2 separate regions of the Homo sapiens genome follow, and region 2 is linked to region 1. A link is a loop called in an ENCODE intact Hi-C map of the cell type or tissue named here. Cell type or tissue: gastrocnemius medialis. All regions are shown on one strand. Links, peaks and the distances in the headings refer to the core of each region. The heading gives the core; the rest is flanking DNA. Region 1 overlaps LOC105370150 (a long non-coding RNA gene). Region 2 overlaps B3GLCT (beta 3-glucosyltransferase).

Region 1 (5,386 bases), core at 71-5,070:
ATCAGTGTGATAGAAAGAAATGTAAACAAATTAACAAGCTATAATATTGGTTTTATAATCTGGATATGGGGCACTATATCAAAAGTTCTTAATCAAACTCAATAATGACCTTTATGTTGCTAAATGAAATAGTTCTATGTCCTCATCTTACTTGCCCCATCAACACCGTCTGACACAGTTGATTACTGCCTGTTTCCGTGGTATGTTCTTTCCTCGGCTCCCTAGTTTGACTCCTGGCTTATTGCCTATTCCTCTGTAGTATTCTTCCATGACTCTTCTTCACCACCATGACCTCTCAGCATTGGAGTGCCTCAGAGCTTACTGCTTGGACCTCTTCTCTATCAATACTCACACCTTGGTGATCTCATTGAATGTCTTGGCTTTAAGTATCTCTATGCTGAAGACTCTTACATTGGGTCTGAACTTTTCTCCTGACCTGCAGGCTGTGTAACCAAACATCGAACTGCCCTCCTCATGGATGTCTACTAGGCATCTCAAAGTTGACATGTCCAAAAGCCAACTCCTGAATATCTTCCCCAGCTCCTCCCACAGTCTTCTTGTCTTCATAATGGCAGCTTCATCCCTCTAGTTGCTCAGGCCAACATGCTTGGACTCATCCTCACCTCCCCTCCTTCTCTCACACTCCAGAGACAATCTATTGGCAAATCTTCAGGCCTTGTTGTCATGTGATAACCAGGAGCTCATCCCCTCACCACTTCTGAACCTGCCCATGCCATGGGCATCTGCTTGGAGAGCTGCAAGAATTCCTACCTGTTCTCCCTGCGTCTACACCTGCTCCTTACAGCCTCATCTTAACAGAGAAACCAGATGATCTTACTAAACCTTCCACTCCCTCTTCCACTCAGACCCTGCTGCTCATCTCACTCTGAGAAAAAGGCAGCGTCTTTCCAAGGCCTGATTCCCTCTTCAACCCCAGATCTTCCCCTGCTCCCTGTTCTCCTGTCACACCAGGCCCCTTGATGTTTCTCCCACACATCAGGCCTGAAGTCATTCAATGTGTTACATCTGTGTGATTTAAAGACCCATCCCTTCAAATGCCTGAAAATTTCTGAGAATATGAAAATATCCACCTTGGAAACAGCAAATGATGTCTCCTGCCTTGAAGATGCCCCTTCCCAGCAAAGCACAGAGAGTGACCTGATTTGCCTCAGCCCTTTGGTGTTGGATGGAGGGCAGAGGGAAAGTGGAGGAAATGGCTGTCCCGTGAAAGCTGCTCACACTCAGCTCCTGAAGACCTGACCTGGGCATATGCTAGATGATAAGACAGTTCTTGACCTCAGCGGCTCATGAGAGAGATGCTCCACTGAAAAACCCTGCTGGGCAGGATGCAGTGCCCAGTTAAAGCAGCAAGTAGACCCACATATCAGAAAAGAAAAATGAGAACAGAGTTAGATGAGCAGATTTATCAAACCCTGTAATTGTAGAACTTATCAGTTCCAGGGCAGCTGTTTTCCCTTTGAAAGGGTTAGAGAGGGAACATTCTGCTTCTTGGAAACACATCTAAGATGATCTAAATAAGGATTAAACATATACTCCCAGCCCCAAGTAGCCTGCCAATATGAACCCCAAAATATAAATAAAGTTTGAAGGGAATGAAAAGCCTTTTTAAAAATGCTTAAAATGTGCCAGATACTGGGAGGACTATTTTACATAAATTAGCTTATTTAATCTTCACAACAACTTTCAATTGTTCCCATTATGCCTACAGGAGATTAGGTAAATTGCCTCAGGACAGTGGTAAATGACAGGGTCAGGCCTATTGACCTCCAAAGCTTTGTGCCTCCACTACATCAGGCACTGTAGACAGGTAAAGGGGTGTGGGCACTGTCTCCCACATAGAAGAAGGCTGAGGACAATGTTGATTGCCCCGCTGAACATTTCTCTCCCAACTTGACGGACTTCTCTGTTCCTCTCTGGGCCACCCGTTCGGTAAGCGGCTGTGGATCACAGCCACTAGAGGGCAGGCATGGCATGAAAAGCCACCAGCCCTTCCCAGCTCCTTTTCTGGTCTTGCTCAGACCAGGGCAGCAGGAAGAGGCACTCCTGCGACTGCAGAACAAATGACAACAAATGGCAAAAATGATCATTTACATTTCTCAAGGCTTTCACAGTCCACAAATCCCTTCCAAGTCACATTTCATCTTTGACACAGCTTTGTCAAGGTAGTTTTTTTTTTAATCATCTTCATTTTACAGAAATATATAAAGTAATGAGATAGATATCAATGATTTCACTTTCAATATTTTTTCTAGACTGCAGAGGCTTTGCTAGAACTGTGGATTCCTCAAGGCAAATTGGTCCATGGGACAAGCAAGCCAAAGCATAGAGGGTAGGTACTTAGAGGGACTGTCCTGTTGAGCCCCTTGCATACAAGTGCTCAAGGAATAGTAATTCACTAAACTAACTGAAGAAAACAGTCTCAAGAACCTATTGTGTCCAGGTCACGACCTTCAAGATTTTACAAATAGGGCTACTTGGGATTATTATCCCATTGTAAAAGCAAGGTGGCCAGGCGAGGTGATTTACTCCTGTAATCCCAACACTGGGAGGCTGAGCTGGGTGGATCACCTGAGGTCAGGAGTTCAAGACCAGTCTGGCCAACATGGCAAAACCCCATCTCTACTAAACACACAGAAATTAGCCAGGTGTGATGGCAGACACCTGTAATCTGAACTATTAAGGAGGCCGAGACAGGAGAATCGCTTGAACCCAGGAGGCAGAGGTTGCAGTGAGCCGAGGTCACACGACTGTACTCCAGCCTGGGCGACAGAGTGAAGACTCCATCTCAAAATAATAATAATAATAATAATAATAATAATAATAATAATAATAATAAATAAAATAAAATAAAATAAAAAATAAAAGCAAGGTATCTACCCTTAAGCCACAAAGTTTTTCAGTGAAAAAAGTGGGACTTAGACTAGTTTTAGAACTCTTTTCACCACATCTCACCATTACCAATAGATCTAGAACCCAGAAGAAAATCAAAGTTCAAAGAGACACAACTTGGTCCTCAAATTCTAGGAGGCTGGCTAAGTTCCACTGGCTGTCACTGAGGTGACAAGTCATCTGTGGTTTGTCCCAGCCACTCGGTTGGACCAGAGTTAGAGAAATCCATTCACCTCACCTCATTTTCAAGATTGTAGCAGGTTACAGATAACAACGCAGCACTGGATGAACACTTTGAAGGCTTCCTGTTCAAGGAAAGGTTAAGAAAAATGAACTCCGACTAGGTGGTTAAAATGACCTACCAGACTAACTAGTAAGAATTTTTATCAAGCTATGTTGATGATAGCTGAACTAAGACAATGGCAAACAATGGTTTGAAACATCTCTGGATGAAACAGTAAAGGAGCAAAGTGTCTTAAAGAGCTTACTCCACTTAATAGTTCTTCATCAACCAGGTTCCAATCTTTTAACCCTGGCCTCTCTGAGGAGACCCATCAACCATACCTCCTAGCCATTCCTCAGCCCAACCCGCTTACTGTGCCTTGTTGAACTGTCGGTTGCTGCCTCTTCAGTTGACATTTCCTTTGGACTATCTGTTTCATTCTCAACTCTGGCTTCACCCTGGGATCGTAGCTTGTGAATGCCCTTAACGCCGTACCCTGACACTTTAGCACCAGTCCACACCCCCTGCGCTTCTAGTTCAGCCCCCAGAGCGCCATGCCGTATGGAACTCTGATCTCACTTTCAGCAAGGAAGTACCCACAGGAAGGGAGCCATTTTTACAGCATCCATTCAACATCATTCAGCAAATGATTCCGCTTCACCTAAGTGGTATTTATGATGCACATTCTGTGCAAGGGTTGTGCTTGGTACAGGTGAGGATATAAAGAAAGTGAAAATAAAAATCCATGTCTTCATGAAGTTAGTCTATTGGAAGTGGGGACAGATTAGAGAAAGTTAATCCTAATATATAATGAAACAGGTTGAACTTCATCATAAGTTTAAAATGCTACAGGTGTCCAGAGGAGGAAGAAAAAACATTCAAGTAAAAGGATCAGGAGAATCCTTGTAAAGGAGTTGACATTTAATAAGTCTTAGAAAGGATCAAAGCGTAGGAACTTTCCAGAGAGGAATAACACCCACAAGAGCATGTACGGGGAAAGCACTGAAAAGGTGTGTAGATTTGTGCAACAGTCCAATGTTGCTGAAGAGTGAGGAAATGGGATTCTGGAAAAGAGTGGGATGCTAGGGAGAAATCCATGTGGCTTCCTGAAATGCCAAGAAGGGGGTGAATGAAACTGATCTTCTCAAACAAGGGGTACAATATGTTCTGACACACCAAGTGTTGAGCAATGTTTAAGTTATAACTTTTCCACCAGGCCAGCTTGTGCTGGATGGAGCTGCCTGTTGCTGACAGATCCACTTCATGAACACTTGTCTGGAACACTTCTCATGTCCCCCATCACAATTCACTAAGCTCTTTCCCTCTGCTGCAAGACATCATAAAACTCCCACCTCTTCTTCCAAACCTTGACTCATTTCCTGGAATCGGGGTAGTAATTTCACCTTTACCATTAATAAATACATCACCTTTGCCATCTCTCAGAGTTCAACTCATGCTCTCTCCTACAACCCTCCCACCCTCCATTCCTGTCAGACACTTTTGTTTATCCTTTGTGTTAAACTGTGGTGATTAAATATTGGTTTAAATATTGATTAAATATTGGTTATGCCTATTTCCATCCCCATGATGCTGTCTGTCTTTGATGGTGGGCTCTCCTTAATGTGGCTCCCCTCCACTGGAAACAAAGGTCAGGAACAACTCCAAGGCCCAGCCTCGTAGACCATTAATTACAAAATAGGTTCTTTTTATGGTTAAAACCTAACATAGTGACAGAAATTAAAACCTCAGGTAAGGAAACTCTTTTAAGAAGTAGCTCAGGAGTGACCCAAGAGGTGGTATCCAGTGATGGATTCATTTATTCATGATTTGCTGTTATTTCCTTGACCTTTGTCAAGTGATAGCACTTTGGGCAATTTGAGAATGTGCTGAGAATTTGCCTGAGAAGGTGCTTGTTCTACAGGGACTAGACATCTCAGTGAGGCACCCACTAATGGCTTTCTCTAGGTTGATGATGCATTCAACATTCCCAGAAGAAGAATGGGGTTGCTAAAGAGACCTTCCCTTCCTATCTGTGTGTCCATTTCCATAAAATGTGTTGTGAAGTTGTCTGTAATAGCCAGGAGACCTTACTGATTGAAGCTCAACTGATTTCAAAAAATCTCCACTGACTTAAAATTCAGAAGCTTTTGGAAGGGCACCATAATAGGCTGAAGTCTGTGTCCTCCCAGAAGTTTGTATGTTTAAGTCCTGACCCCCAGTACCTCAGAATGTAACTTCATTTGGAGATAGAAT
Region 2 (5,386 bases), core at 60-5,059, 140 kb after region 1:
TTGATATGTGAGGCTTTGTCCCTACCTAGTGGTGACAAATTTCCTCAGCATTTCCTTGTCTGGGAAAGATTATTTCCCCTTTATCTATAAGGCTTATTCTGGCAGGATATAAAATTCTTGGCTCACAGCTTTTTTTTTTTCTTTTAGCACGATGGCTAAAGTGCCATCTCATTCTCTTTGGCCTATAAGGTTTCTGCTGAAAAGTCCACTATTAGTCCTTTATACATGACTTGATGCTTTTGCTCTTGCTAATTTTAAAGATTCTTTCTTTCACTTGAATTTAAACATTCTGAATATAATATGCCATGTGAAGTCCTAATATGCCATGTGAAGTCCTTTTTTCAATGTATTTACATGAAGATCACTGGATCTCCTGTATCTAAATATCTAACTCTTTTGCTACATTTGGGACATTTTCATCAATTATGTCCTTCAGTAGGATTTCTAAAGTTTTTGATCTCTCTTCCCCCTCAAAAATATTGATAATTTATAAGTTTGGTCATTTTGTGTAGTCCTAGACATCTTGAGGGCTGTTTTCATTCTTTTTCATTTTTTCCTTATTTTTGTGTGGCTGAATTATTTCAAAAGATCTGTCGTCAAGTTTTGAAATTCCTCCTTCTGCTTGGTCTAGTCTATTACCAAAGCTTTCAAATGTATTTTGTATTTCCTTCAATGAATTTTCAGTTCCAGAATCTGTTTGGTTTTTTAAATTAAAGATATCTATTTCCTTGGTATATCTCTCATTCACATCTTGAATTCATTTTCTTATTTTTGTACTGGTTTTCAGATTTCTCTTGTACCTCAATGAGGTTCTTTAAAATCAATATTTTGAATTCTTTATCTGTTATTTCAGGAATTCTTACTGATTGGGATCTGTTCCCAGAAAATTGTTGTGGTCCTTTACTGGTATCATATTTTCTTGCTTTTTCATGTTTCCTGTTTCCTTCCATTGATATCTGCATATCTGGTATTGTTGTTCCAATTTTTAAAAATTGCTTTTGTAGGGGAGAATATTTTTCCTGAAGATGTATATATGTTGTTGGTTAAGTAAGACACCTTGGCTTTTATTTTTGGTGCTGTTGTAGTGTGGTCTTTGTGTGACTTTTTCAGTAGTACACAAGGTTCGTGGTATGTGTAATTTCCTCAGTGGCTTAGGGTATGGTTATTAGCTGAAGCTGTGAAATTTTGCTGGGGACTTGGATGCCAACTGAGTCAGTCTTTGGGCCCCAGTGGTGGCAGCAGAAGGGTGAATATGCCTGTTTTTAGGCCCTAAAGCAGCTTATGCTGGCTGTGGTGTTAGAGAGTTCTGAATGGCTGATTCTTGGGCCTGCAGGTGAACTGCTTGCTTAGAAGCTAGTAATGAGAGCAGTGGGCTAGGTGTGTGGACAAGTTGTTAGCCCCCTGAGCAGCTGGTATGATGTGAATGATGGCAGTAGTGGTGGTGGAGCAACCCACTGAGACCCAAGAGGTCCATGTTGGTGTTGTGGGTAGCTACAATGGGTTAAGCATGCTAGTCCTCAATTCCACAGCTGCCTAGAGTGGGGCAGTGGGTACTGTCCTAAGTGTCCATTATGGCATTCCTGGAGGTGGCTGTTCTCTGCTTTTGTGCTTATGGTGTGCCTGGGGTTCATTGACACTCTTGGATCTATGGGTTTACAGTTTTCATTAAATTTGAAAAATATTTCTTTAAATAATTATGTGCTCCTTCTCTTTGGAGATTTCAATTGCATATATTCAAGGCCACCTGAAATTGTCCCACAGCTCAGTGATGGTGTTAATTTTCTAAAATTATTTTTTATCTTTGTGTTTCAGTTTGGATAGTTATTATTGCAATGTCTTCGAGTTCACTGATACTTTCTTCTTAAATGAATTTGCTATTAAACCCATCCAGTGGGTTTTTCACCTCAATCAAGAATGTAGTTTTCATCTCTAGAGGTATGATTTAAACTTATTTAAGACTAAGAGACATTCCATGTCTTTTTGAACATATGGAATAGAGGTATAATAACTATTTAATAGTAACAGCTTAATAACTTCTAATTCTAACCTTGTATAAATTCTGAAACCATTTCAATAAGCTAATTTTTTTTCACTTCTGTATTTTCCTGCTGCTTTATATGCCTGGCAACTTTTGATTGGATGGCAGATATTATGAATTTTACTTTATTAGATGTTGGTTATTTTTGTATTTCTGTAAGTCTTCTTGAGTTTTGTTCTCAGACACAGGCTACTACTTGGAAACAGTTTCATTTTCTTGTATTTTCTTGCTTTTCAGATATGTTAGGCAGGACTGGAAAAGTGCTTAGTCTAGGGTTAACTATCCCCCCTATTGAGGCAAGACCCTCTTACACGCTGTTCTCAATACCTTGTGAACAGGGGTTTTCCAGCCCAGGCATGTGTGAGTGTCAGGCACAATTCCCTCTAATCTGGTTGGGTCTTTCCCCAGCATCGGGTAGTTTCCTCACACATATGCACTGATCAATACTCTATTGAATACATAAGGGGGCTCTTCACCTACCTCCAGTGTTCCCTTTCTGTATAGCTCTCTCCTCTCTGGTACTCTGTCCTGCAAACTGTAATAGCCTTGGTCTCCTGAGACTCTCAGCTCCATCTTTTCCGCCCACAGAGTCTGTCAGGTTCCATCTGGTGCTCCCTCCCTAAGCAGTAACTTGGAATTCTCTTAAGGCAGTCAGCTCTGGCAGTCATAGAACTCACCTCATTTGCTTCATGTTTCTTTTGGATCATTTTCCTTTGCACCTAATATTCAGTGTGTTAAAAACCTTTGTTTTATATATTTTGTTCCTTAAGAGGATTGGTTCAGATAGAAGGGTAAACCCCGTCCCCGTTACTTCATCTTGGCCAGAAAAAGTACCCATCTAGTTTTTTGAATATGAATATATGTAGAATTTAAAGCCATTTAGGATGAGAATGACTCCTTACCTTATTAATGTATCATCATCCACAATGACTAACCATGCTGTTTTGTCCTGGCTACGATTCAGAAATCTTTCCAAAATGGCAAATGTCTTTCCACAATGACCTAGAAAAGGCAAGAAAAAAACTTACAATGTATTATTTCTTATAAAATATATAGAATTTGTTCATTTCTTTTTAGTTTTGAAGTGTTCTAAGAGCTTACATGCCAAAATGCAGCTTAAAAGTTCAAAATTTTTAAAAATAGCCTTCTCTAATTTTCACAGACACATTGAACCAGTGGGAACTTTAGAGATAATGAAATTCAAGCCATTCATTTCTCACACAAGGAAATGGAGACCTAGAGAGATGAGTGGAATTACACAGTCACACAGATAATCTGAGGCAGAGATAGAATTAGTAACTTCAGTCCAGGCAAGAAAGTTTTAAGACTCACAGCAATGAGCAATGGCATCCTTTCTTAGATAAACTTATTCTGAAGGAGCTGTTAGAACCCCAGGCACCACTGCCACAGGGAAGCAGCAGTGCAAAGGCGGAAGCTTATACCTTCATTTACTTATTTTGTAAATATTTACTACCACTAAGTTTCTAACATGCCAGATACTGTGGCAGGTACTAAGCACTAAAGATATAGTGCTGAGTAAGACAGAGTAACAGTCCTTCAGATACCAATAGATAAATTACAATGCTTTAATGGTAAATGCTGGACAAAAATAAAACACTTGGGAAGAGTAGTCAAATTGATAAACAGGAATATGCCCCTCATTTTAATTATTTGGTGACACAGTGGAGCACAAATATTAACTTATATTAATGACTATTAAACCACTCAATTTGACCTTTATTTTCTTTACTCTTGATCTCTGTGTATTTTTAACCATTACAATACGTGTTTCAAAGCCACCTCAAATCCCTTTTAGAACAAATATAAATATAGACAATAAGACCAGACTAGTAATGAAGACATCAAATAAGGTATAAGTAAATACATGATTATTAAACCCAATCTAAAATCGTTTTTCCAAATCAAACAGCAACAGACAGACTCAGTAATACACTTAACCTTGTTAGAAGAATTGGTAACTACAGAGATGGCATATCTGATTCTGCATTGTACTATATTAATGAAAGAATTATGAGTGACACTAACATAAAATAAGATAAATTACTGTATAGAACATAATCAGTTTGCTACTTTTTTTTTTTTTTTTTTTTTTTTTTACTCATAAAAGGGCATGGGGAACAAAAAAACTAAAGAACAAAGGGTGGCAGGAACACTGGATAAAACTTAAGATGAATAAAGAATATCTGAAGATGAGGTGGCCAAATTTTCACTTCCATTTTTTGACACAATTTTTTAAAATTTTTATAGATTTAAGAGGTACAAGTGCAGTTTTGTAACATCGACATATTGTACAGTGGTGAAGTCTGGGCTTTTGGTGAAGCCATCACCCGAAGAGTGTCTATCGTACTCAGTGGGTAATTTCTCATCCCTCGCCCCTCTTCTACTCTCCCACCTTTTGGAGTCTCCAATGTCTACCATTCCACTCTGTATGTCCTAAAAAGTGTTTTTAATTAGAAAGCCTGCAATTTGAAGAGAAAAGCAGGTTTATTTCCAACAATTTACTAATTAAAATCTTAACATATAGAATACAGTTTATTCTACATATAACTAGTGTAGAATGTGATTAGGTGGTACTCACGGGTAATATAATATGTGAACTAGACTATAAGACTGACAAGGAGAGAAGCTTTATGTGGGAATATAATAAACACCCCATCATGGTCGCAAAGAATTATGAAGGTATGAAAAATCTATTGTTAAATTCTGCTGTAACTATCATGTGCTCAATTATAGGATATAAGCTACTAAAAACTTGCAACACTTCGTACTATAAAGCCCTTAGTTTGAAAGAACCAATCAGTATCTGAGAGAAGGGAAAAAACTAATATGAGGCAAAAATTATAGCACTTATAAAACATTTCATTTTTATCCTAACCTAATTTACTGTATTTACAGAATGGCAATGTTTAATAAGGAGAGTAGTAAGAATTATGACTCACCTCTATCTGTATTAGGAATTCCCAAATCCACAGTAGGAATGGAATTTTCAGTATAGTCACTATAGTATTCAATGAGACTTGCCTGGCTCTCCCAAGTCTGCTTAACAATAGGTACTGAAAAAATTACAGAGGTGACAATCACTGGCACAGTTACACAAGGAAGCTTAAAAATTCAAAATGGCAGTATAATCATCTACAAAGGAAGAGAAACATTACTGGTTGTTCTTCAGGTGTTCCAAGAGTTGCTTGCTTCCAACCCTGAGAAATGCCAACGTTGTTGACTAAAACCCTCTTCTTGAAGCATTTTCAACATTCTCTAGAGTAAAGCATTTCTCATTCCTGGTGATGAATGCACTTACTTCCATATAATGATAAATTTTCTGGTTTG

What was found. A loop is a pair of places that touch in the nucleus more often than their neighbours do. Peaks named below come from ENCODE experiments on the same cell type or tissue, not always from the same donor. Only the 100,000 strongest peaks of a DNase experiment are listed, where the experiment ranks them.
Region 2: a loop joins it to region 1, with 5 times the contacts of the local background. A loop is called at or near these places in 2 of 110 quality-filtered maps.

What each region holds. Positions count from the first base shown.
Region 1 is chr13:31,420,914-31,426,299 of GRCh38, reverse strand. All of the region lies in intron 1 of LOC105370150 (a long non-coding RNA gene), which reads right to left. Among named protein-coding and RNA genes, the nearest start is that of B3GLCT, 220 kb to the right of the region's middle. RefSeq lists a silencer at 1,971-2,090. In gastrocnemius medialis, for the core only: a CTCF peak has its summit at 1,974 (motif pointing right); a DNase peak (open chromatin) is centred at 1,979.
Region 2 is chr13:31,284,374-31,289,759 of GRCh38, reverse strand. It overlaps B3GLCT (beta 3-glucosyltransferase), which reads right to left. Exons shown (of 15, transcript NM_194318.4): 11 at 4,999-5,112; 12 at 2,941-3,040. Among named protein-coding and RNA genes, the nearest start is that of B3GLCT, 87 kb to the right of the region's middle. In gastrocnemius medialis, for the core only: no CTCF peak of the experiment used is centred there; no DNase peak of the experiment used is centred there.